Linked DNA regions of Homo sapiens: region 2 is linked to region 1. A link is an interaction called in ENCODE POLR2A ChIA-PET data of the cell type or tissue named here. Cell type or tissue: CD4-positive, alpha-beta T cell. All regions are shown on one strand. Each heading gives the region's core, and the rest is flanking DNA. Links, peaks and the distances in the headings are about the cores only. Region 1 overlaps LEF1 (lymphoid enhancer binding factor 1). Region 2 overlaps LEF1 (lymphoid enhancer binding factor 1).

Region 1 (12,167 bases), core at 1,647-9,646:
AACCTTCGCCTTCCTCCTAAAATGCTGTCATCATCTGTGTTTATGTTTTAGAAATGTTTATGTAATATCATGTGAATGTGCTAATGAACAGTACAATCAATCAGTATATTATTCACAAGCCTTGTGATTCCCAGGACAAGCTGATAAATGGGATGTCAAGAAAGAATGTAAGCTATTCTTGCATATTCAGAAAAATCCCATCCACAGAACAAAGAAACATCCATTTTAAGGAATGAATTTATGTGCCTATGTTTTTCACCTTCCCCTTAATTTTCCAGTTTACGCTACAAATTTCTTCACGCTCTCAATTCTTCCAGCTAACTAGAAATGCTCAAGATATCTTCTCTACCTTGTTACATCTAATTCTTGACCATAATTACAACTGATTTCACCGGAATTTGGATATATCTATTAAAAGATCTGTGGGAATTCATTTTCTCCACACACCCTATTTAATCATTTCAATGTGTAAATGTGGAGACACTGTAAGTCAATGTAAATAATGTTTTCTTTTGCTTAACATAACCTGAATTTTTCCTTCTCCTCTTACTACTAATTCAGTTGTTTTCTCTAAAGAAAAGTGTTAATTTAACTCCCTCTTCCTCTTAAAAAATTCTAAGTAGTTGATGTTTTGAGGTTTAAAGATATTCAAAAGAAATAGAAAACAGTTTTGCAGTTCCTCAAAAAGGTAAACATAGAACTACCATACGACCCAGTGATGCCACTCCTTCTGAAAGAATTGAAATCATATATTCACATGAATACACATATACAAATGTTAACAATGTTAAAAACTGAAAACAACTCAAAATGTCCATCAACTGATGAATGGATAAACAAATTGTGGTACATATAATGCAATGTAATATTATTCATCTATGAAAAAGAAGAAAGTACTGACATTCAATGGATGAACTCTGAAAACATTCTGTTAAGTGAATAAACCATAAACAGAAAGGCCACATATTATATGATATGTATATGTATATGTATATGAAATGTCCGGACCAGGCAAAGTCATAGTAACAAAGTAGATGAGGGGTTGCCAGGGGCTAAGTGGAGGCAGTAATTGAGAATGACTGCTAACAGATACCGGGTTTCTGTTTGGAGTGATGGAATTAGACAGTGGTGATAGTTGTACAACATAGTGAATATACCAAAAACCACTGATTGAAGGCTAATTTTACTTTATACAGAAGGCAAATCCAAGTGAAATTTTACCAAGTGAAATTTATATATATATAAAAATACAATAAATATTATATATAAATTATATATATAAAATATATATATAAATTATTATATAATAATAATATACATATTATATCTCTGAACATTGTAATTTCACATGTAGTGATGACAGGGGAATTCCAGCAAGCTAAAATTGGGATGCTATATAACCAGTGTCCAACCCACAGCAAAGTACGACATATTGTATATGTTTAGGCAGACAGGTGACACCCAAACTATCGTATGAAGGACATACCTATGAATGCTCTTTCCCACTCCCCGCCCTCAATTCCTGGGCCTATCTCCCCATGATGGCAAAAGGGCTGTTATTAGTTTTCCTTGCCCCTCCCCTTCCAGGGCTCTCTCTGGAGTTCCATAAATGGCATCAATCTGACTCTCTGGGGGCATGCCGGTGAACTGACAGCTAGGAGTTGGAGGTGTGCCTTTTCAGGTATCCTCCAAACTGCCAGAGGACAATTAGGGAATGTGCAAGCCTCCTGGGAGTCCGCACTGTCTTCTAGGCTTGTTCTCAGCTGCCAGGTGAGAGATAGGCATGTGACACGGGAGCTGAAGAGAACGTGCAGACTCTAAAATCACAGGCATGAGCAAAAGTCTCTGTCATCAGGCCCAGTTAGTCTTCATCAATAACCTGGAAACGATACATATTTAACCCTCAGAGCTTAATACTATGGGTTTACGTTTTTCCTACATTTAAAAACACTGCTTTTTTTAAACTTAAAATTGCATGAAGAATCCACTTTTTTTTTTTTTTTTTGAGATGGAGTCTTGCTCTGTTGCCCAGGCTGGAGTGCAGTGGCACAATCTTGGCTCACCACAACCTCTGCCTCCCGGGTTCCAGCAATTCTCCTGCCTCAGCCTCCTGAGTAGCTGGGACTACAGACGTGTGCCACCACACCCGGCTAATTTTTGTATTTTTAGTAGAGACGGAGTTTCACTATGTTGGCCAGGCTGGTCTCGAACTCCTGACAGCAGGTGATCTGCCCGCCTCAGCCTCTCAAAGTGATGGGATTACAGGTGTGAGCCTCCACGCCCAGCCTGAACCCGCTTTTAATATCCACTCCTTAAGAAGACTACTAGGGTTCTAATGAAAAGGTTAAAAGCCACTCTTTGAATTTCAAAAATTGTTTTTACCTCAAACATCTCCATTTTCCCAAGTGTTTTCAAAATTAATTTTAATAATGTTTCAAATCATGAGTTGTACAGCTATGAATGAAAATTTTAAGTCTTCTATCTCGTTTCTCTATAGACCTGGTGAAATTCTTATGATAGAGCAATGGATATGATCCCATCTCTCCCAATTTAAGGTCTCTATCAAAGCTTTCATTAGCCTCCCATCACAGGATATGTGCAAAGTGACTCCTGGGCTTGAGATGAAATATTCATTTACCTTATAAAGAAAGGGGGGAAACTTCCACTTCAAAGTAATCAAGTGCAAAGCAGTTTATTAATGTAGAATTCCAGAGCTGAAGGAGCCTAAGCGTTCAATAAATTCTAACCACCCTCAGTCAGTCAATGACGAAAGTGATATTCAGACAAGTCAGGCAGCTGGGTCTGCAGTCGGGCTCCAAATGTTGCCACCCCGAATCCAGTGCCCCACCTGGGATACAAAGCTACTACCAGACCCAGTCACAAATGCTCAGAGGTGAGCCCAGATATGGCTCAGGGAGATCAACGGTCTGATCAGTCAATTTCACCTATCCAACTCAAAAAGTACTTAAGTAAATAAATGCCTACCATGTTAAGGTGCTATCCCAAGGAAGCATGACAAGGAGACAAAGATAAGTAAAATCTCATCACTATTCCCAAGAAACTTAGTATCTACTCAAGGAGGTAAGACATATATGCAAACACCTATAATGTGTAATGTTAAGAACAAAACCAGCCATTAGGAGATGAAACTCCAGGCAGGAGGTAATAAGGAAGGGAAGAAGACAGTAACAGCCTGGGTGTGCCGGGTGAAGGGGAAAGGCCAGGAGAAAGAGGCTTCCAGGTTTTCAAGATTGAGGCTGCCTTTACGGACTAGGATGGGGCAGGCAGGCAGGATGAGGAAAGATGATGGGCTTCATTTTCAGTGTCCAGTGGAAGCAAGCCAGCGACAATATGGTGCACTGATGTACACACATTAGGGTACTTTTGTTGTCGTTTCATGCAACACAAGTTATAAAGTGACTTGTATGAGGTCATCGGGCTGCAAAGTGGTAGAGCCAGCACTAGACTCTAAAGCTCAACTTCTGGTTCCGAGCCATCCCATAGCTCCAGAAGACTACCTATCCTGGATGAGTTGCAAAGATCAGTGGGAGAAATACAAATTATTTTTCCAAAACCCAGTCAAGTTGGTCAAAAATATGCAAGAAAAAGTGACATTACATGGTCATCTAAAAACACTCACCAATGAAGGGGAGTTTACACATATTTACATTCCTTTTCTACTTCTGTGAGTGCACAGAGAGAGGAAACCCATCTGCATGGAGGCGGACACAGGTTGAAAAATGGGTAGTGACAGAAGAATGAGAAAAAATCAGACAGCAGGTCAGATACAAGCATTGTCACCCAGAGTCCAACAGCTGGCTGGTCACTTGTGCATGATTGGAAAATACAAAAAAACCCCACATCTCACATGCCTCTTAAGATAAAAAGACTCATTGATCTTGCTCGAAAGGAGTGAGCCTTTAAACAATCCACTCTCTCTGCCCCTCATTATGACTTTTATTGGTTTTATTCTGCACGAATATATGGACCCATGCCTCGGAAGAAGAGCTGAGGTCAATGACCTTTGCAGGCAAACTTGATAGAATTTATAAGCAGAGAGACAGAGAAAGGTGTTTTTTTTTTTTTCTTTTTTTGGTAAAGATCACACAGATCTAGCAGCCTGACTTCTGGGAAAAATATGAAATTTCGTAGAAAGTCTACAAAGAGAAAAAAAGACCAGAAGTATATGCACTGAAATGTAAACCACAATATTAACTTGTGAGACTATAGGTAATTTTCGTCTCTTATGCTTTCCAAAATTTTTATCTAGAATATTGTGCATAATCCTTACAATCAGGGAAAAGGCTTATTTTATTTTTTTTAAAGGGAAATGGTGGTGCTACTTGAGCTGTCTTGTAAAAAAAAAAATTGTATACTTTGAAATTTATTTTGGATAGTCACTGAAGTCAGATGCATATAAATTTTCTAGCTTTTCATAAAGTTTCTCCCTATGTTGCTGTCAAGGAAGTAACTATCATCTTTTTGTCACTCTCTGAGAACATTTTAGCTCTTCTGAAGGACAGTAAAATAGGATGTTATGTCCTTTGACTATCATGGAGTCTAACAGTCCAATTTCACTCTTCACCCCCGCCCCCCAACATGCTGCTTCTCACTGCCATTTTCCCCGTTACTGATAAGAGAAAGAACAACAGACAGAAAACCTACTACAGGCACATAACTCAAAAGGACAATTACCACATGAAGATGCTTATACTGATCTTCTAGATGCTTACAGCTAGGAGATCCCCAGAAAGCACAGCTCTCACAATTCAATTCAGAGTCAGACATCCACAGTGCTAAAGCGGGCTAGAAAGGGACAGGTCTCCTGGGCAGGGACAGGGAAAAGCAAAGCAAGCTACAAAGTGAGGCTGGTCTTCGCTTTAATTCAAGAGAGAGATGCAAGTTTCGATGAGACCCAACCATCTATTCAATCACTCTGGAAAGTGTATAGTTACAAAGGACCTCAACCTTGATACACAGCTTTTAACAGTGTGCTTCGACTTTGAGGTTTCCTTTCCAGTTGCTCAGACTTTCCACATCAACCTTCAGGTGCTTTGCAAGAGATGACTGTTTTGTAACAAGCCTAACATTGTGCTGGTAATAAAAAAAGGTCTTAGATTATCATCATCTTATCTGCAATCAGTTTGTCATAGCACCTCTTTCTTACTTTCAGCTTCTTCTAGATTTGACTCACTCGTAGTATACCCTTTCTCCTTGCAACCTGACCTGGTTAAGAGATGCAGCGCTAATAATATTTTTCTGGACTTGATTTTTCCTATCCAACCTAAAGCATGACATAAAGATGCTGTTCTCCTTCTGTATGTATAAAATAAATTATATTAAAATGTGGGAGATGTCCAGTGGTCTTGGAACTGGGGATACTTCCATCAAAATAAGAGCAGCCACACTGTCAGGAGAAACATGCAAGTGCTGCAGTCCCACTTGTTCATCTCACCAGACTTTTCCATGTGGTAAACAGGATCACTCAAGAAACCAATACAAATCACTAACTTCTCAGTTTCTTTATTTATAAGATACACATGCACTGCGTTAGGATTAGCAGTTAAATATTAGGATAAAAAATAAACAGAAAACAAGCAAACGAGCTCTTCCTGTTGAGCTGCAAGTTTCTCTCTCCTCCTTCATACTCTTACCCTCTTAATTACATTAAAAAGATCTGGACTGAAGATCGTACAAATAGAGTTGACTTATGTGTGTATTTCATTTTGTATCTGCAACCAGGAATACAGGATTGGAACCAGACCAAGGATCAAATTCAATAGGTCTCTCCAGTGTCCCCAGCTTAGCATGCAAACTTTGATGTGCAAAAACTTAACATTTCTACCTAGGGATGTAGTTTTGATAACAAAGGAGCTTGGCAGACAAAGGGTAATTTGTTAAATCTGCTAGAAGCTACTTATCTGCTGTGGGCATGCAATCTTTAGGCATATTTCAGTTAGCCCCTGTGCAGAACTAATTAAATTGGAGGAAAGAAGAGAAATCCACTCCTTGTAAGGCCATCAACTATTACGTCTCAGTGTTTTTAGCCTGAGCACTTCCTCGGCGCTCAATTCATTTCAATTATTAACAGACAGAAGCTAAACGCTGTTGACTTGCTGGAGGCTGTAATCACCTAGAAAGGCCTCTAAAAATGAAAAAGGGACAAGTTGTTTTCCAGTATGGAAGGTGATTAAGCATGAACTCCAGAGACAGACTGCCTGGGTTTGAATATCACTTCTGTCACTTACCAACTGGGTGATCTTTGGTAAGTCTCTCCATCTCCATGTGCCTAGTTTTTCCTCATTTGTAAAATGGTATTAAGAACAGAGTGACCCTTGAAGGACTGTATGAGCAGGACATGCATTAATATTTGCAAACCACTTAGAACAGCATCTGGCACATAGCAAGTACTATGTAAGTGTTAAAACAAAACATGTGAAGTGCTTAGAATGGTGACCAATAGGCACTAGATATTACCACTCCCATCTAATGTAAGTTTTAATCTAGAAAACAGAAGGCAAAACATTCAGGGTACTGAATAAGACATTCCCTCAGGTTCTAAACTATGGCCTCTTACTGTATACATAGAGATGGTTTTTTTAATCCAGAGAAGTTATTTTCCATCATCAAGTGTCCCAGGCTGAGATGGGAGGCTCTTGGGGAAGGGGGGCAGGCACAGCAGGTCTACAAAATACACACCTGCCCAGCCTCATAATTAAAAAGAAGTCACCATTAGAGAACACAGATTTGTTTGAAGTTCACGGGAGCTTTACCAATACAAATTAGTTTCTCCCAGTATTTCAAGCAATTATCACTTTTAAAGTCTAGTGGGGGAAAGGTGTGAAAGGGAAAGTAATGAGGATTTGTATTAGAACTGTTCTCTTCAGCAAGAGCACGAAGCCTCCAGTAGGAGGGGAGATGCAGAAGAATGGCAGGTGGCATTGTTGGCAAACAGTTTTCCAAGTAGAAAATTAACATTCTCCAAACAATACTTAACTGTTAAATGTTTCTGCCTTTCCTATTTTGAGTACAGCAGCAGGGGTCACTAAGTATTATAAACCATTTCCTTATAGAGCATGTTTTCACTTTCTAAAATTAACAAGTTTCACTATTCTTGTTTCTCTGAAGTCAGAATTTTTCTCAAACATGATACATTGCAGGCATTTACTATCTCTACAACTTAATAGCCTTACTACGCCCCTAGTGAAACTACTGCTTGTCTGTTGCCTAGAAGGTTGCTAATAGGATGATTGCAATTGTCTTTGAGATTGAATTTTTATGGATATTTTAAAGCAAAAAAACACAATGGAGCTTTTTTCCCCACTAAAGAGACAGACATATCAATGTTCTTTCTTTCTTTACTCTCCTAAGAATGGTATCACTGCTTCTCTCAGGAAATCACCACAGCTGATCTGTGCCCCACCCCCTGCAATGGGCACATCATGCGGGTCTCCTAGGTATGCGACAAGACTGACAGACCTGGCCTCAAACCTCGACCCTGCTCCCTTCCATCATCCTCGTTGAGTGACTTAACCGCTGCTTCCTCAGCTGTAAAATGAAGATAATATCCACCTTACAGTTTTGTAGTAAGAATTACAGAAAATATGCAGAATTCACAGCCCTTCATGGCTGCTTAGTAAGCACACTGCAATCTTTCCTATTATTTCAAACTTTGAGTAGGTCCTAGAACCATAATATCTCTGAAATCTGTCCAGACTCTAGGTTACAACTCATTTTATGGCATTTCAATGAAGATGAACACTTACTAAATTGGATGAAAGATAGGTAAACTAGTATATAGAAAGATGACCTAACAATTGGGTAAAATTGGATCAGTAATTTTCTCTAAGTTCTTCCAAGGCAAAATATAGTGCTAATCAATAACTACCCCCAATATTTCCATAGGATACACCAAATGAAAGAACACATAATGAAAAGGAAGAAAGAATTATTCATGTTAATGATGCAAACAGAGCCCCTGTAAGGACAAATGAAGAAATGCAAGATGTGCCCAGGTGGTTGTGACAGTCTCTGCCTTCCTTCCATTCCCACTGGCTTTTTTCCTGAATGTATCTAAAGCTGTGATGACTGCACAAGAGATGCATTATTATCCTGATTCTCAGCACATTGGCCTGTAGCTAATCTTTGAAAGCACCACCTGCTGAGTGTACCTGGGGACCCAGCCAATGAACTGCATCATTGACTAAGTCACCTTCCAGCAACCAGGCCATCTTGCAGGCCACACAACTCCTGCCTGAAGGGAGGAAAGGAGGGGAAAACAGGAGATGCCTGCAAAAAGTGATTCTTTATCTTTTGTAGCCACCATATATATTTCCAGCCCTAACTGTCATTTATTACCATTTACCTTATTTAATCAGAGGAGGAAGAGTAAAGAAAAAATGAGGTAGAGGGAGGCAAGAAAGGTGCTGGCATACAGGCCAGGCGTGGTGGCTCACGCCTGTAATCCTAGCACTTTGGGAGGCCAAGGCAGGTGAATTGCTTGAGCTCAGGAGTTCGAAACCAGCCTGGGCAACATGGCGAAACTCTGTCTCTACAAAAAAATACAAAAAAATTAGCAGGGCATGGTGGTGCACCCTTCCAGTCCAGCTACTCAGAAGGTTGAGGTGGGCGATCACCTAAGCTTGGGAGCTCCAGTGAGCTGTGATTGCGCCACTGTACTCTAGCCTGGGTGACAGACTGAGAACCTGTCTCAGGTTAAAAAGTAAAAGTACTGACATACAAAAAAAGTGGCAGCAGGATTTAGGTCCTAGTCTTATGGTGGACTATTGACACTGTATCTTCTCATCTGTGAAATCGACCCTGCCCTAATTCCCCTACAAGGCTCAGCAGCTAGTGATCTGAGTATGCAAAGAGCTCGGCTGTTGGAAACAGGCAAAAAACAGTGGTAATGACCTGTTGGGAGTTCAATGGTGCTAGGATGTTGGGAGGTCAGGCATTGATACACACTGTGTGGCTGCTGGGGCATTAGAAGCTTCCATCTCTGGAACCCTGTCCTATGAGCTTATGATGGTTTTCGTGTGGTCAGATGAAGGCTGTGAGGTCTCTGCTTCTGTAAGCAGAGGTCCAAGGACCAAAGCCAATACAAATAGCTCCTAGGCTTGAGAGTCAGTTTTTCGCTGCATGCCCCATGCCTGGGGTAGAGTGTTCTGATCCTGGTTTCTCCAGGCAATGAGAAAAATGTCCCTTGCAATGCCATTCAGGACTGTGTGATGGCCAGTCCCACCCACCCATGGGCACACAGCCATGAGGCAGTAAGAGGATGACGCCTGAAGCCAGACTGCCAGGGGCTGAATCTCAACTCTGACACTTATTGTACAACCTTGGGCATGTTACTTATTCTTTCTGTGCCTTGATTTTTCCTCATTGGAAAATAAGGATCATGATGACAGTACCTATTTCATAGGGTTGTTAAGGATTAAGTGAGCTGCTATTAGTTAAGTTCTTAGAATGATTTCTGGCTCGTAATGATATATAAGTATGTTTGTTAACTAGATAAAATGTAAAGATAAATCAGCATCAGCTGCACAGTAAACAAATGTCATTACCTGCAAGTGGGATTAGTACAAATAGTTTCACATAATTAGTATATGCTCCTGATTTTAATCCTATACCCTTGTAGAGAAACAGCCTTCTCAGAAAAGGCAGAGTCAAACCAGAGTCTAACTCTACAAAGTAAAATATTATCTGTCTCTAAGACATCCCCCAGCTACCCATTAAGTACACCATTAGACAATGTCATCAAAGCACTGTCAGAAACCACCCTGTTGGAGGAAAAACAACATTAGAATGGCAGAAGCCCAGGAATGGAAGCCTGATGCTGCCACATCTCTGAGCTGTGGAATGCTATCCGAGGTGAGATGTTCTTATAGTGAAACAGACAGGGTGTGTTTTTTAATTAATACAATGATGGAAACCATTCTCTTTGTTTAGTGCCATACAGTTCACTAAAGAGGAAGAAATACATTTTGCCAGTAAATCTATTCAGATTTTTCAATCTGGAAATCAGAAAGAAAGCTACATGGAACCAGATAGCATTTTGAGAACGGCAGAAAAAAGGTAGAAGAGCTCCAGAGCACTAGTTGCTGCCAGGGGCATGTGTCAGGGAGGAGAGCCAGCTGAGTTTGGGTGGGGGAAGTGCAGATCTCCGCAGCTGTGTTACAGGGGAGAAGGGAACACCTACTGAACGACTGTCTTTTGACAAGTCCTGAAACAAACCCACACACAAAGAAATTGTTGTGGGGGTGGGAGGGAAACGGGGACCAAAGTTAGGGAGTACCCACCCTGCCACAAGCCCACTGCCTGTACAGTCAGGCTCACCTAAAACATCCTGTTTTTGCCGCAGATCACAGCACCCTAAACCCAAGTCTGCATCTAGTGCTGTCAAAATACCAAAACATACAACAACTACAAATCTGCTCTTCGAAGAATTCAACAGGACCTCCCTGGCACTCCTTCAAATGGGAGGATGGGCAAATGCAAAACAGCAGTAATGTGTTGGGAGGGTGGGACCATGGATAAATTGCAGGTATGCATGTCGAGAGAAAAGTAAGAGAGGCAAGGAGGATGAAGCACTATGTGGCTATTTCTACTACTCAGCTACCCACTGTCACAAGTGCTTAGAATAATCATTTTGAATAAAAGAAAAGACGGATCCAATTGAAAGTTGCTTTGTTCTGCTTTCAGCTGTAAAAGATTTAGTTCTAGACCCTAAACTCATTTAAAAAACCACTATATGAAGACAAAGAATAAAAAATAAACACATAAGTTTAAAGCAATCTGGAGTTTTTTTTAAGGCAAGTATGTTATAGAAAATTCAAGAAGTTATGATTACTCAAAAATTTTGAGCTATTTATTAACATTTATCAAAAGCTATTCTTTTCATTGCAGAAAATCAGCATATTTAAGTCAGTAGTTACAGTCATACTCTGTGACTGTAATAGGCCAGTTATTTAGCATTTAGGCAAACAAACATAAAGGAAAAGTGTCCTTCAGAGATTTTCTCTCTTCTTTATTGTTAACCCACTTGGTAAGCAAACTAATTTAAAAAGTATTATCAGAGTCAAGTAAAGGAATCTGTAACAAGAAGCCAGGGAGGAGGACCAAGCTTGGCCTAAACGATAAAGGGTTTGTAAAAGCACTTTGTATGCAAAGAATCATATATATGATGATAATGATCATCATCATCACAGTCAAAACAGCAGGATAAGAAATGTCAACTAGGCCCTTCCAGAAAGTGGTTATTGCAGAAACAACACACAAGCATCTTATGTTAACAAGAAAAGGTCAAAATGAGGAAAACAGCAAAGCCATGGTGAAAAGGTAAGCAGTTTGGGGAAACAGCCCCAAGTGATGTGAAAACAAGAGTGTTTTCTAGATGTGGACGTTTAAGTGTGGTGCATATGAGCAGACAAACTCTGCGAGCTAAAGATATGGGACTTAATGTCTGAGGAGATAACACGAAAATACTGTGAGCAGCAGCCAAAGAGCAAGGAAAACACCTTGCCTTCTGGAAAAGGGTTTAAAGAGAGAGCCTTAGGACTTCCGTCAGGGGCTATCAGGTTACATCACGTTGAAGTGTATGTGCAATGTCTGAGAGAACTACCCTTCCTTGTTATAAATGGAACAGCCGGCTTCCTCTGTGAACAGAAACTCCAGAGACCACTGCCCTGCATTTGCCCAGGATGGAATTATCCCGAGCAGCACTTATGGGGCTCGAGGAGGGCAGGGAGCTGCTGCCTAAAAGGAACGGAATGGGATGGGATGGGACAGGAGGAGACGAGCATCCGAATTGTGCTCCCACTGGCCTGCTGTGGACAACCTAAATCCAGGAGGCTAAATTTAAAGAAGCAATTTATAATCCATTTTAGGTTGTAAGGCTTCAAATAAAGATCTATGTCCACATATAATTCCATGCGCACACCTATACTATCTGTTAGGGACAAAAAGTATCTACTGACAATGCAAGTATCCAAATTTATATATTGGAAATGAGCTATCCAAATAGATCAGAGATCAATAGACACAACTGAATGAATATGAGGGCAAGAACAGTAGTAGTAAGTAGAAACAGTGGTGAGACTTGATCAAGAGAAGTTACTCAGATATAATTCGGTTTAATACTGGGAAGCTACCCGCTCTCTCAGTGG
Region 2 (12,167 bases), core at 3,012-11,011, 51 kb after region 1:
TTGCAGACGGGGCCAGTAATCTGCCTTTTTAACAGAAACACCTGTAATTCAGAGGCCACTGGCCACCTTCCAGCCATACCACCACCAATGCCAGATGAGGAGACCAAGGGTCAAAGAGTGTGAACACACATCTAGTCAGTAGCAGAGTGGTAGCATCTAGGTATATGGACTCCAACAGCAGTGCTTTGCTGCTGCTCTCTTTTATTTACTCATTTATTTTACCATTATCTTGGTTGGACCCTAGTCTCACTGACTGCAAGTCATGACTAAAGAGACAATCACCTCACCCTTTTCCCTTCCTCCCTAGCTTGGTCACTAAAGTAGGAACTGCTGCCCTCTCAGCAGTGGCTGTAGCCCTTTTCCCTCCCCAGCACCTCATGCACTCTCTACAAGGAAGGACACTCATCTCTTTGGCAACCTAGAAGCAGGAACTGAGCAAGGACAGACTGACCCTTTGTTCTCTCTGTCAGGCCAGCTTGCCCAAACATGGGTTTGGTCTCATCTCCAGTTCTACAGGATGTGAGCACCCTGCCTCTGCAAAAGAGGCATGTGGCTTGGTGTTGTGTTCAATTTAGGAAAATCAAAGGAAGTCCATGGTTTGTATCACAGTTCAAGTCACGTTCTCCAATGTAGCCTTATTGATAATACAGTTGGTATTATACTGCCTGATACTGTCTGGCCTTATTAATAATAAAGCTGATATTACACTTTCCCTCTGTCTGACTTTGCTGGACTAATTATTGACTTGAAGAGGCATGAAAATTATCAGCCTCAAAACACTAACCACAACGAAAGTTGAATGTAAACAAGTACATATTTTTAAATATTAACTTTATAAACATGTTTTTAAGATTAAATTGCAGTGCAGGTAACTCCTACCTAAAAAGGTGCATTGCCTTTGACTGCAATTCTGGCAATTTGTTCCAAAGAAACAATTCAGAATCTGTGCAAACTTTTAGTTAGAATATATGCACTTCATCACAGTACTGCATAAGGTGGGGAAAAAGGTGATACAATCTAAATGTCTACCAATAAAATACTGGTTAAATAAATTAGGCAATCTATTAAAAATGATGTTACAGAAGATTATTTATTAATAGAAAAAGATATACATAATAAGTTGGTGGCAAAAAAGCAAGTTGCAAAATGATACCTTATGTTCCTATTGCCATGAATATATAACAAGTATTTGTGTTTGTTTACCTACATTTATATGTGTGCACAGAAAGAAGTCTAAAAGGCCACACAGAAAAAGTGATCGTCTTTAACAATGTGATCCTGGGAATTTAATATTTGGTATTATTTTTGCTTATTTGAATTTTCTAATTTTTCCAGTGAACATGTATTGCTTTTTAAATTTCTTTTTATTTTAATAAAAATGGTTAAGCATTTTTGAAATTTTCAAGAAAATTGTAACAATTTCTCTTCTGCTTTCAATTTTAATCAATATTATGATGAATTTAATAAGTACTTTGTATTCTTAAAGGTAAATATGGCTATTTTAAATGAAAACAAACAAGTCTTTAGACCTTAAGGAACCGTATTAAATTGGGGCAGGTTACTGCTGTCGCTGACGATGGATCCTTGTCTTTAACACCGGGAGTATAACACTCACCCCAGTTTTCACATTAGGATTAAATTAAATATGACAACCCTGTAAGGTGCCTCGCACAGTATGTAGCACAAGGTAGTAGCAAAAAAAAAAAAAAAAAAAAAAATCAGTTGCTTTCCCTTCTTTTTCAAGCAAAAAAAAACCAAAAAACTTGAGTTTTAACTTAAAATTCTAATGTATGAATACAAATAAGAAAAAAAAATAATTCAAGCAATGATTATTTTCCTAACACTGCCAGACAGCTGACTGGTCAGCCCAACTGTAATAAACAGTAAATATTATTTACTTCATATTTTGGTTTTGTTACAGACTTTAAGATGCCAAAACAAAGTCTAATATATTTGAGATAAGATTTCAGCACCTTTTTCCCTCGATCCAGGTCATTTTAACCAGTATACAAAGATGATATGACCATAATTATTTTAAGGTACCATTTATAGTGTTCAAAATTGAGGGATCCTGTACAAAGAAAGCTGCATCCAATATATAAATATTTAACATTCATGGGATTTTACTGAAAGAAAAAGAAAAGTCCTGAAAGGAAAGAAGCTGGAATTTCCCAGGAGGCTAGAAAAACATTGATTTCTCCTTGCTGTTCAGCCAACACATCCCTTTGGACGTGATCCTTTTCGGTGACAAGAAAGCTAGAAAAATTTAAGCCAGAAGGAAATTCGAAGGGCAAAAAAAAATAACTTGCCCATTGTCCTTCATACGGCTCCTGGATATCCTTTCTCTATAATTTTTGCAGTAGAGAGAAAACCCCAGCTCCTATGGGATTAAGGGGGAAAAAAAAATCTCCTAACCAAAAACATATTCTTACCTCAATTCAACTCCATTCAAGTAGTTAAGAGTTATCTGGCAATTTCATATCAAATATTAGAAGGATATGAGACTTTCGGCTAACAAACCTGAAATTTAGAAATCTGTTCCCTCATACGTCTCATTCCCTTTCATGGTGGATTACGGTGCTAAAGAAGAAAATCTGCTGCTCTCCTAACAATCACAAGGAAAGCGAGCCCAAGAGAGGAAAATCAGATCTGTAAAAATACGATGACATTCCCCTGAATTTTTATTTATGCAAACATTTTCTAAAGGTTTGTGTAAGGCCTTCACCCAGTATCCAAATTCTGAGTCAGCATGATGGCACAATAGGAACCGAAAGTTTCTTCCCTTTCTCTGGAGTTTCCCGGGTAGAGTCAAGCACTTCTTATAGCTGCAGAAATCCCACCAGGTGGGGCCCAAGGCACTGACTTACACCATCTTAGACTCCTGCTCTGCGGCCACAGCTAGAAAACAGCGCTTTTGCAGGCTTTGTGCCATATGAACTTCTCATCAATCAGATCAGGTAGACAAGCCCGATATTAATATGCCATTTAACCTTCCCAAAGTTTTCAGAAGAAGATGATGGAGACCCGACATTAGATCTCAGGTCTTTTAACATCTAGCCTAGTCCTTCCCTTCTCTATGTTTAGCCATCATAGGGCACTGCCTACCTATCTCTCCCTAATTAAGGCTCAAAAATTTTGTTCACCACATTGCAAAAGGATAGAATCAATTTACAAAACACAATGGCCTAGAAAAGTCAGCACTGAGGCTGCCATGTGTATTTGAAAAGGACAGAACTTTTTAATAGCTGAAAATACCTCGTGATACTGAAAAAAAAGTTCCTTCTATTGCCAAGAGAATAAAAATGAATTGAAAAGCATTAACCACATGATTCTGAAACATACTTGAAGATGGTTTTCTTTTTACTAGTATTGTGTTTCCATCTCAAGAATCCTTCTGAAAAAAGCAGTTTTATCATCTCCATTTCTTCAATTAGGTTTCTAGGACCTAACTAACAGATAAGTACTTCCTAAGATAAATCCTCATATGAGGGTCTAGTCCATTCTTTATTTATTCCAGTAGTGCACTCCCCCGGCTGACTGTTTTCAGGAGTTATCTGGAAACTCTATATTCTATAAGGAGTAGTTTTGACTTCCTCATTAAAAACACTGGTCTAATGCTACTTTATTCACCAATGCAAAAAATAAGAGAAAAAGTAAAATAATCAAATACTAAGGATTACTTAGTAAACACTTTCAAGTTTTACTTTTCACGTAGCATTTGGTTTCATAAAGACAGATCATTTGGAAATATCCAGAAAACACACATGCAAAATTTCTTCTACATTCTTTATTAACTCAGCACATTTACTGAGGTTTCTACTCTGTGCTAGGCTGACTGTAACTAACATAATTCATCAGCAGTCCCTGAGTTTAAACTGGAGGACTGCTGATGATAGTCCCCCAGTTACTTTATGATGGTAACTGATTACTAGATGATTAACTATCATCAACATTTTTTATAATTTTTATTGTAAGGTTTCCAGGATTAAAAAAGATTTATAAAAATATCTTAGTAAAAACGCAAATATCATGTTATTGCTTGTAAGTGTGAGCTAAATAATGTGGACATAGAGTGTCAAACGATAGACAGTAGAGACTCAGAAGGGTGAGGGGGTAGGAGGGGGGTGATGATGAGAAATTTCTTAATGGATATGTTATCTGGATGATGGATACTATAAAAGCCCTGACTTCACCACTATGCAATCTATGTATGTAACAAAATTACACTTGTACTCCATAAACTTATACAAATAAAAGAAATATATCTTAGTAGGTCAAATTTTAAAATTTTGCTTTGGTTACTGTTTCATTCAGAAGCTGACAACAATAATAAAAGAAAATTAAGCTACCCTAGAACCACTCTCCTTTTTAGAGACCCTAACTTATATCTACCTCTTCATTCTCTCTCTCTCTCTCTCTCTATATATATATACACACACACACACACACACACACACACACACACACACACAAACACACATATAGCTCTTTCGCCCAGGCTGGATGCAATGGTGCGATCTGGGCTCACTGCAACCTCAGACTCCTGGGTTCAAGAGATTCTCCTGCCTCAGCCTCCTGAGTAGCTTGGCACCTGCCACCAAGCCCAGCTAATTTTTGTATTTTTTAGTAGAGATGGGGTTTCACCATGTTGGTCAGGCTGGTCTCAAACTCCTGACCTCAGGTGATCCACCTGCCTCGAGCAATAGGCAACTTTTTACAGGTGAACATAACAATGACAATAAATTACTATGATGAAGATCAAAATTTCATCTGCAAAACTGTCATCAAGTTCCACATAGGGTTATGTGTGAGCATAGGTAGACACAACGGTCAACAAATCCAGCTTTTTAAAGATTCTACTTGTCCCTAGCTAGCTGCAAAAATAAACTGTATTTCTAGACACTCTGTGATGCAACCTTCTCTGCTAGTCCTATTTCTCCTACAAATGGAAAAATGGGGTTGGCAACAAAACTCTTGCTTGCTCTGCACTGCCCTTGCAATTTTCCCTATACAGATTGAAGGCATGTGAGTACCATCGCTCAGTGAGCTTTGTAAGTGATCTAGAGATAACAAGTGGATAATTGCAGCAGGTTTACAGGTTTAGCTACAGTGGGTATTATACAAATGCACTCTTTTACAGAGACTTTATAATCCTCTACACAGCCTCTGCTAACAGTCTGCAAATAGTCCCAGCTAGATTATCAGAATTTCTGAGTTAGCAATGCCTCCTGCTCCCTGTCCAGTCCTCTGCTCAACTCCCCGCTCTTCACTTTGGTACAGATTAACTCCCAACTCCCCCCACCTCCACCCCCAGTCTTTGTTGTTGTTCTCTAGGATATTTTAAGGCTTTCATCTTCTCTATCTGAGATACTGGATGATTTATATCCCTAAAAGAGTTTATAGCAGAGTCCACAGTTCCTAGGCAGGTAATTCAAGATCATAATATTTAAAAAGTAATCATGAACCTAAAGTATAATTTTTAAATTATCTGAATAAAATCCAATGGCTGCCTTTTCTAAATAAGTAAGGACATGTAAGGATAGCACAGAAGAGTACTAAGTGTCTTGATTACTACAGTATTAGCTTCCTACAGATTGGCTCAGCTCAGCACAAACACTTAAGCAACAGCTTCAAAGAGGACAAGTTTTAAATGAACATTCCCTTAAAAAAAGAGAGAGAGAGAGAGAGCGCGCAACCTTTAGTCCCAGGACAGCAGCACCTACATAATGCTGAGCTCTACTTTTACCTGGGAATAAAACATATATGTTTTTCTGCTTGCTACAGACAGTGCTGGCATGTTTTCTCTTTAAATTCCAAGTCTTTTACCAAAATCAAAAGGAAATCAGCTTTATAAAATTCCAGTCATGTCTATGATACATAAATGAGGAACAAAAGGAGTCAAAAATGAAGTGTTTTGATTGCTCAAAAAAAAATTCAATCACATAAACCCAAATGGTTCTGTCTAAAGAACATTAAAAAAAAAAAACTCATCCGCTACAAAATTGATATTATAGCAAGTGCTTGTGAGTCTACAAATTCAAGTCCAGAGAGTCCCATTTGTGAGACCCTACCTCTGCTCTGTTAAATCACATAAGGGTCTCGGACCACAGGGAAGACTCGATCAAAATAATGAGGTTGATGAGAGCAAATCTAAGACCTGTATGGGAGTGGAAAAAATACTTCAAAAGCAAGATTTTTGCGGATTGGCTCAATGGTCTTTTTTTTAGTGTGTGGTCTTTTTTTTTTAAGACTATCTTTTGGGTTGTTCTCATGTCTTTATCAATGAAGAAGAAACTACTAGGGTCATTTCAAAAAAACTATCTGAGTAAGAACCAGGCATGTAAATGCAATATTAGCTCTGCAAGGGTTACATGTAGTATGGCTTCCTGGCACACTTAAATAAGCAAACTGGCCATAAGGTATTTGATGGGGGAATGGCAAGCGCTTCCAATTATTCTGACTATGATCCTGTCCCAAATTGTAGCAATGCCATGAAGGAGGGATCAAACAGGAAACTTTGGGGGCTCTGAGGAATTTTCCCACACATTCTCCTGACATCTATATATACATTTGAGTTAGAATAATACACTTTCTAAAACTTATTCTCCACTTGAAGGGGAAAACTCAATGTGTTTAGCTTCAAAAAGTGCACAACTTAAAATAGAAAAGTGAAAATTATTTATAGGTTAAGTCAAATTCAATAGCTTCTTGCAATAAAGTGAAAAGATACTCTACCTTAAAAATCTTGCATGAGATATAAGCCTTAGTCTCCATCTATCCTTGAATATTATTTATGTGATTATTTTCAAAGGTATCCAACAATGTCACGTACAGTGGTACATTCAGAAGCTTACTGATTAGACAAGTCCAACTTAGTTCCTTAATTCCAGATGTGAACAATGACAAAATCAGATTTTAGCTGTTTATAAGCAAGTACAAATATGCAGGGTAGGTAAGACAAAGTTATAATAGGTATAATTCTGTTTAATAGAAACCAAAGTGTTGATTCCCTTAAGGTAAAAGTCACAACAGAACTAAGTTATACAAGGTAATTAGAAAAGAACTCATGGAACATTTTCATAGCAATTTCTACTTTAAAAAAATAAACATTTTAAAAGATAGCTGAAATGAGAACACCCATATCTTTCCTTTCCCACCTAAAAATTGACTCTTAGAAAGATCACAAAGAACCAAAAACAATGAAGTTTGCAGCGCTACACTGACCAGGTGTTATTGTGGTTTGATGTGACTGAGCTGCAACGTTTGCTGCAGCTTCCTGCACTGTGTTGCTTTTCCCTCCCCAAGCATCTGAAGAGAAATGAGATGTTTCTTTTCTAAGGTGTTAAACATTTGGGTTGCATGCGGGACAAATGGAAGATTGACGCCTAAGATGAATAACCACAGTGCATTAGGCCAGTGGGAACTTTCACTACATTAAAGCTGGCCAAGCTCACCATTCACACGGTGTTCAGGCACACAACTGCCAGAGCCAAACTAGGGATGTAAAGAACTATTTTTTTCTTTTAATACTTTACCATTGGCCTACAGGGATTTTCATAAATAAAGTTCAGAGAACGAAAGGTTTGGGAGTATGCTTTTAATAAACTCTCCAGGGTCCTGGCTCTAAAATATTTAACAGGCTTCTGCATCTTCTCTTCACTCTCTGTGAAGAAGACCAACTCAAGCCAAAGTTTACTATGCCCTAAGAACTCACGCTGACACCAAATATGTCATGATAGGTGCTTTCTTCTTAGACCCAATTTATCTGAACTAAGAATTCTTATTTAAAATTCTGTGAGAGACCCATTCATAAGATTTCTGGTATAGACACATTCACACCCCTAAGGATTCCAGTTCTAGAAGGATGTAATTTGCCAATTAAAATTCCCCTTGAGAAGAAAAAAAGCTGAGTAGGTGAAAGTGGTGCTCCTGAACAGGTAATACTGTATATTGGTCATAGGTAAAATCTGTTCCAGGATACACACAGTAGCATTTGTCTAAAAAATAAGCAAAAGCATATGCACTTTTTATAATTAGATTCCAGCAGAAACATTTCTCTGCATGCCAGTTGGCCATAGCTGGTATCCTCTGGATTGTCTGCAGTTAGATACAAACAGAAGACTGTTTAGGGAAGGAGTGGTCAGGTCCCTCCCCCACCCCAGGTGTTTTTCCAGTCCTAACACTTTTGGGAAGCAGATGCAGTAAACAAGCAATTGTTTGTAATGGAAATTCAAGAAGCAGGATGCCAAGGGGATGCTCCCATCCTAAGCCCAAACACAAATGGTCACCATGCTCCTGACACCCTAGATGAAAATCTATCACTGTGGATGTTAGTGACACAAACACTCAGCCCTGCTAAGGACAGAGTTAAAGAGCAAGAAGGCAGAAGTGTGGTTAGGGGTGAAGAAGAGAGGCTGTCTTCCGGTTAGTGTTTTTGATCTCCGACACATTAAAAACAGCTGTTAGGTATTAAAAACCAAAGATTGTAACTCACTTCGGTTGGACCCTAAAAAAAAAATTTACATAGTCTTGTGGTTACAGCTGAAAAGCTTCTGGAATTGTGCAAACTGCAGAATATCTCAAGAAAACATGCCTAAAATAAATACATCCTAATATTTAACAGAATAAAGCAAAGCAACAGATAACAGGGTAAGGTAACTGTTTCCTGACCACACCTCTTTCCTACACTTTACCCAGACCAACATTTATTCTGGCCACAAATCTTTCCTAAACAATGAATGACTGTTTGATTCACTGACCTCAAAATTTTAATACATACACTAACAATAAATACCTTCTATCAAAAGATATTTTCTATCAAAATTTCAAAATGACTAGTATACTGGTAGATTGGGAGAAAAGACTGTGGAAACACAAGGCAGAATGCTGGCATAAAGAGGAAGATCAGCTTAATTTTCAATATTCTTAGGGATTGCTTATAAATACCAATAAATTTTCATTATATTGATTTTTTAAAATTACCATTTTGAAAGGAGAAGTAGCTGATCTTTTTAAGAAATAAATTCCACAAATGCTGTATACTCACAGCTGAAAAACGTAAGGCTGTTTTGTGGCTATTTTCTATTGTCACCAACACTACTTTGATTTGGAAAGATTATTTGTTATTCTGAAAATGATTTAACAGGAATCTTCAAATATTCCTTATCTAAAACATATTCTCCTTCCCTTCTCCACCCCCTCCAAAAACAGCAAAAAAACCTGCCCAAATATTAAAGAGATATCTATATATTTGTATGTTTTGTTCAAAAATTTAAAGTCTCCTACAACTTTTAAAACTCAAGCATTTATTTGAGGGGCCTCTAAATATTAAACTATTTTTGCTTTTTTAAATTACTTTTTAAGTAGGAGATTCATCCTCATCACACAGACATCTTTATCATTAAATACTTGAAAAGCCTTAAAATAAAATATGAAATACCTATTTCTTACAGCAACCATCACAAGATCTCCCTCAAGATTAGAACCCCAAGATCTCCACTTTAACTACTATATAAAAATTAGAAAAAGCTTATTCCTTAGCTGAGAGATCAAATATCCTTTAGCAATTTATTGGAAAATAATTACAATAACATCTAAATTGCAGTGCTCAAAGTGATCATATTTGATATAAGTATCATTTCAACAACTGAAGATTATGTGTAATGATAACCACAAATACTCTTGTTGATAACTGTTGATTTTGAGCCACTATTCTCTGCTAGTGAATCTTCTCACTCCCAGATTTTGTTCACTAAGGTATTAACAACGTTACTCTTCCCAGATGTTTGTGACTGATTTTTTTCAGTTGGTAGAAACACTGGGCAAGTAAGTCAAACACTATAGGTTCCATTTTACAATCTGAGATTTGACCTCCAGGGCTGTCAGTGAGACTGGAACCCTAATCCCCGAGACCCATAGACATGTGTTTTTCATTGGGGGTTAGGTGATAAAGGGAGAGTGGGGCTGGAGAGAAGGTAAATATATTGATGGGTCAGTAAAAAGTCCGTCACCAACGCTGGTGGGCTAATTCTAAGAGAGAACTCCATCACCAGCACATTTTACATCTACATACTACACAAGTTACCATTTAGGTATTTTCTCACTTAAATGAGGTTTCCACTTCCTAAGAGAAATATCATCAAATAAACCTGAAATTCTTTATAATGTTATGCATTTGCATAATGCAGTTATAATACCACTGCATTTTTAGAATTTTAAAAGTTAACTAAACCACAAGATTAAAAAAAAAAGGAACAACTTTCATTAGGGTTATCTTTGAGTGATGCTTTCTCAACAATTGACAATAAAGCAAAAATAACTCATCCCCGCCAAACCGATCCTAAGGAAACATTGGCCGATACAATAAAACAAGACACCATTTGAAAAGCCAAAGTAACATAACAAACATTCAGCTCCAAATGAGCTAAAGTAGCTCTGATTCTAGAAAGCTTGTGGGCATTAAAAGCTATACAGTCCTTACTTAGCTGAAAAAGTAAATCAATTTTTTCCTCTCATCAGCATAGAATGCACAATACTCATAAAATCAGGGATTTGTTGATGTAACTTCACTTGATTTTATAACTTATGATCTGTTACATATTTATTTTAATCAATAAGCCAAAAGCTAAAATTTCAAAGGCAAGACATCAAAGGTAGCACTGTTTTAAGGTGGCCATTCCTCATAACAGCTCTTATTTAGCAACGACTAGTTATATATAATGAAAGCATTACCAATGAGTTTGGAAAAATAAACATTCTGCCAAAATACAAATCAATTTGCACTTCTGAACATAATTTGCAACATCAGCATGTTACTTACTGTTCTCGGGATGGGTGGAGAAAGAGATCCATTTGACATGTATGGGTCGTTATTCATATTTGGCATCATTATGTACCCGGAATAACTCGAGTAGGAGGGTCCCTTGTTGTAGAGGCCTCCATCTGGATGCTTTCCTGGGAAGATCCAAAGAACAATCAATGATGCACTGACTTCCCTTTTATATTACTGTATTTTTCATCTGAAAATCTAATAGTTCTAAGATAAATCAGACCCTACATAAAAGATTTGTTTACAAAATACTGTAACTGGATTATTATGCTCTATTTTAGATTGACAGTATTTATTCTCTTAAATAGCTTAGCAGCAAACCAGATGTTTTAAAAACATGTAGTTCAAACAGTTCTTCCACTACTGACTGATGTTTTTACAAAAATAAGTGTTATCCATCTAACTTAATTTGTTCTAATACTAACAAACTGGACTAAAATATACAGAACACACACAACTTTAAAAATGTAATATAAATATATTAGGCCATCTAGCTACACACAAACACAGAGATTTATACACTTGAAATTATGTTTTGCCTTGTAGACAAACTCAAAGATTCTACCTGTGCTTGCAGATTTCTAGAAAAATTTCTAGATTCTACTGAAAGAGTTGTTATCTAGTATATAGGCAACTATCTAAATTTATAAAGGATTAACTCTGGGAGGCTTAATTTTATGTGCTACACTTAGATCATTTTGCCAAAAAATTTCTGTTCGATATGTGTATTTCTTCTTGTTAATCTGTGTAACTATCTTGTAGCTGAGGAAGAAGCCTAATATATAATTCTCTTCCCTGCTCCTGGTTGACATATTGTATGTAAAAACACTTCATTTCAGTTAGGCCAATTGTTAAGTAATTAATGGAAAACAGATAGGCTGACAAGAAATCCCTAAGGTTACTTGATTCTTTTAAAGTCACAAAGAATTCTCCTTAAGTCTAAATACATATGTATGTAATTTTAAAGTTTTTAGCAAGAATCAGAAATAGGGAGAAAGGGTATCATTTCTGATATGCACATTCCTAATTATAAGTTTTATATTTTTACAAGTTAGATTCTGCTCTGCTCATTTACTGCCGGCCTTTTCACTGTAATAAGGAACAAGAAACAGCAATTTTGCAAGTGAAAATCCACTCAAAACTATTCTGGTTGGAAAATAAATCGATATATACTGTCGTTCTTCTTAATAATATATTAAAAATACTAAAGATCTAAGCTAATTAGGATTTAAGGTAAGATGAGGAAGAGAAAAACTCATTGTAGACATTCCCTCTTCCCAAAGAATCTGGAACCCACCTGAAATCCAAGGGTCCCTAACTCATTCAAAAACAGTTTTTA

Evidence for each region. Peaks named below come from ENCODE experiments on the same cell type or tissue, not always from the same donor. Only the 100,000 strongest peaks of a DNase experiment are listed, where the experiment ranks them.
Region 2: POLR2A ChIA-PET joins it to region 1 with 20 read pairs; 12 of 35 experiments call an interaction of 5 or more read pairs at or near these places.

Annotation. Positions count from the first base shown.
Region 1 is chr4:108,103,194-108,115,360 of GRCh38, forward strand. All of the region lies in intron 3 of LEF1 (lymphoid enhancer binding factor 1), which reads right to left. Among named protein-coding and RNA genes, the nearest start is that of LEF1-AS1, 58 kb to the right of the region's middle. In CD4-positive, alpha-beta T cell, for the core only: no CTCF peak of the experiment used is centred there; DNase peaks (open chromatin) are centred at 4,118 and 5,038; H3K4me3 peaks cover 1,145 bases; H3K27ac peaks cover 6,140 bases.
Region 2 is chr4:108,152,749-108,164,915 of GRCh38, forward strand. LEF1 (lymphoid enhancer binding factor 1) reads right to left here. Exons shown (of 12, transcript NM_016269.5): 3 at 10,820-10,953. Among named protein-coding and RNA genes, the nearest start is that of LEF1-AS1, 8.7 kb to the right of the region's middle. In CD4-positive, alpha-beta T cell, for the core only: no CTCF peak of the experiment used is centred there; DNase peaks (open chromatin) are centred at 7,263 and 8,423; H3K4me3 peaks cover 7,500 bases; H3K27ac peaks cover 1,543 bases.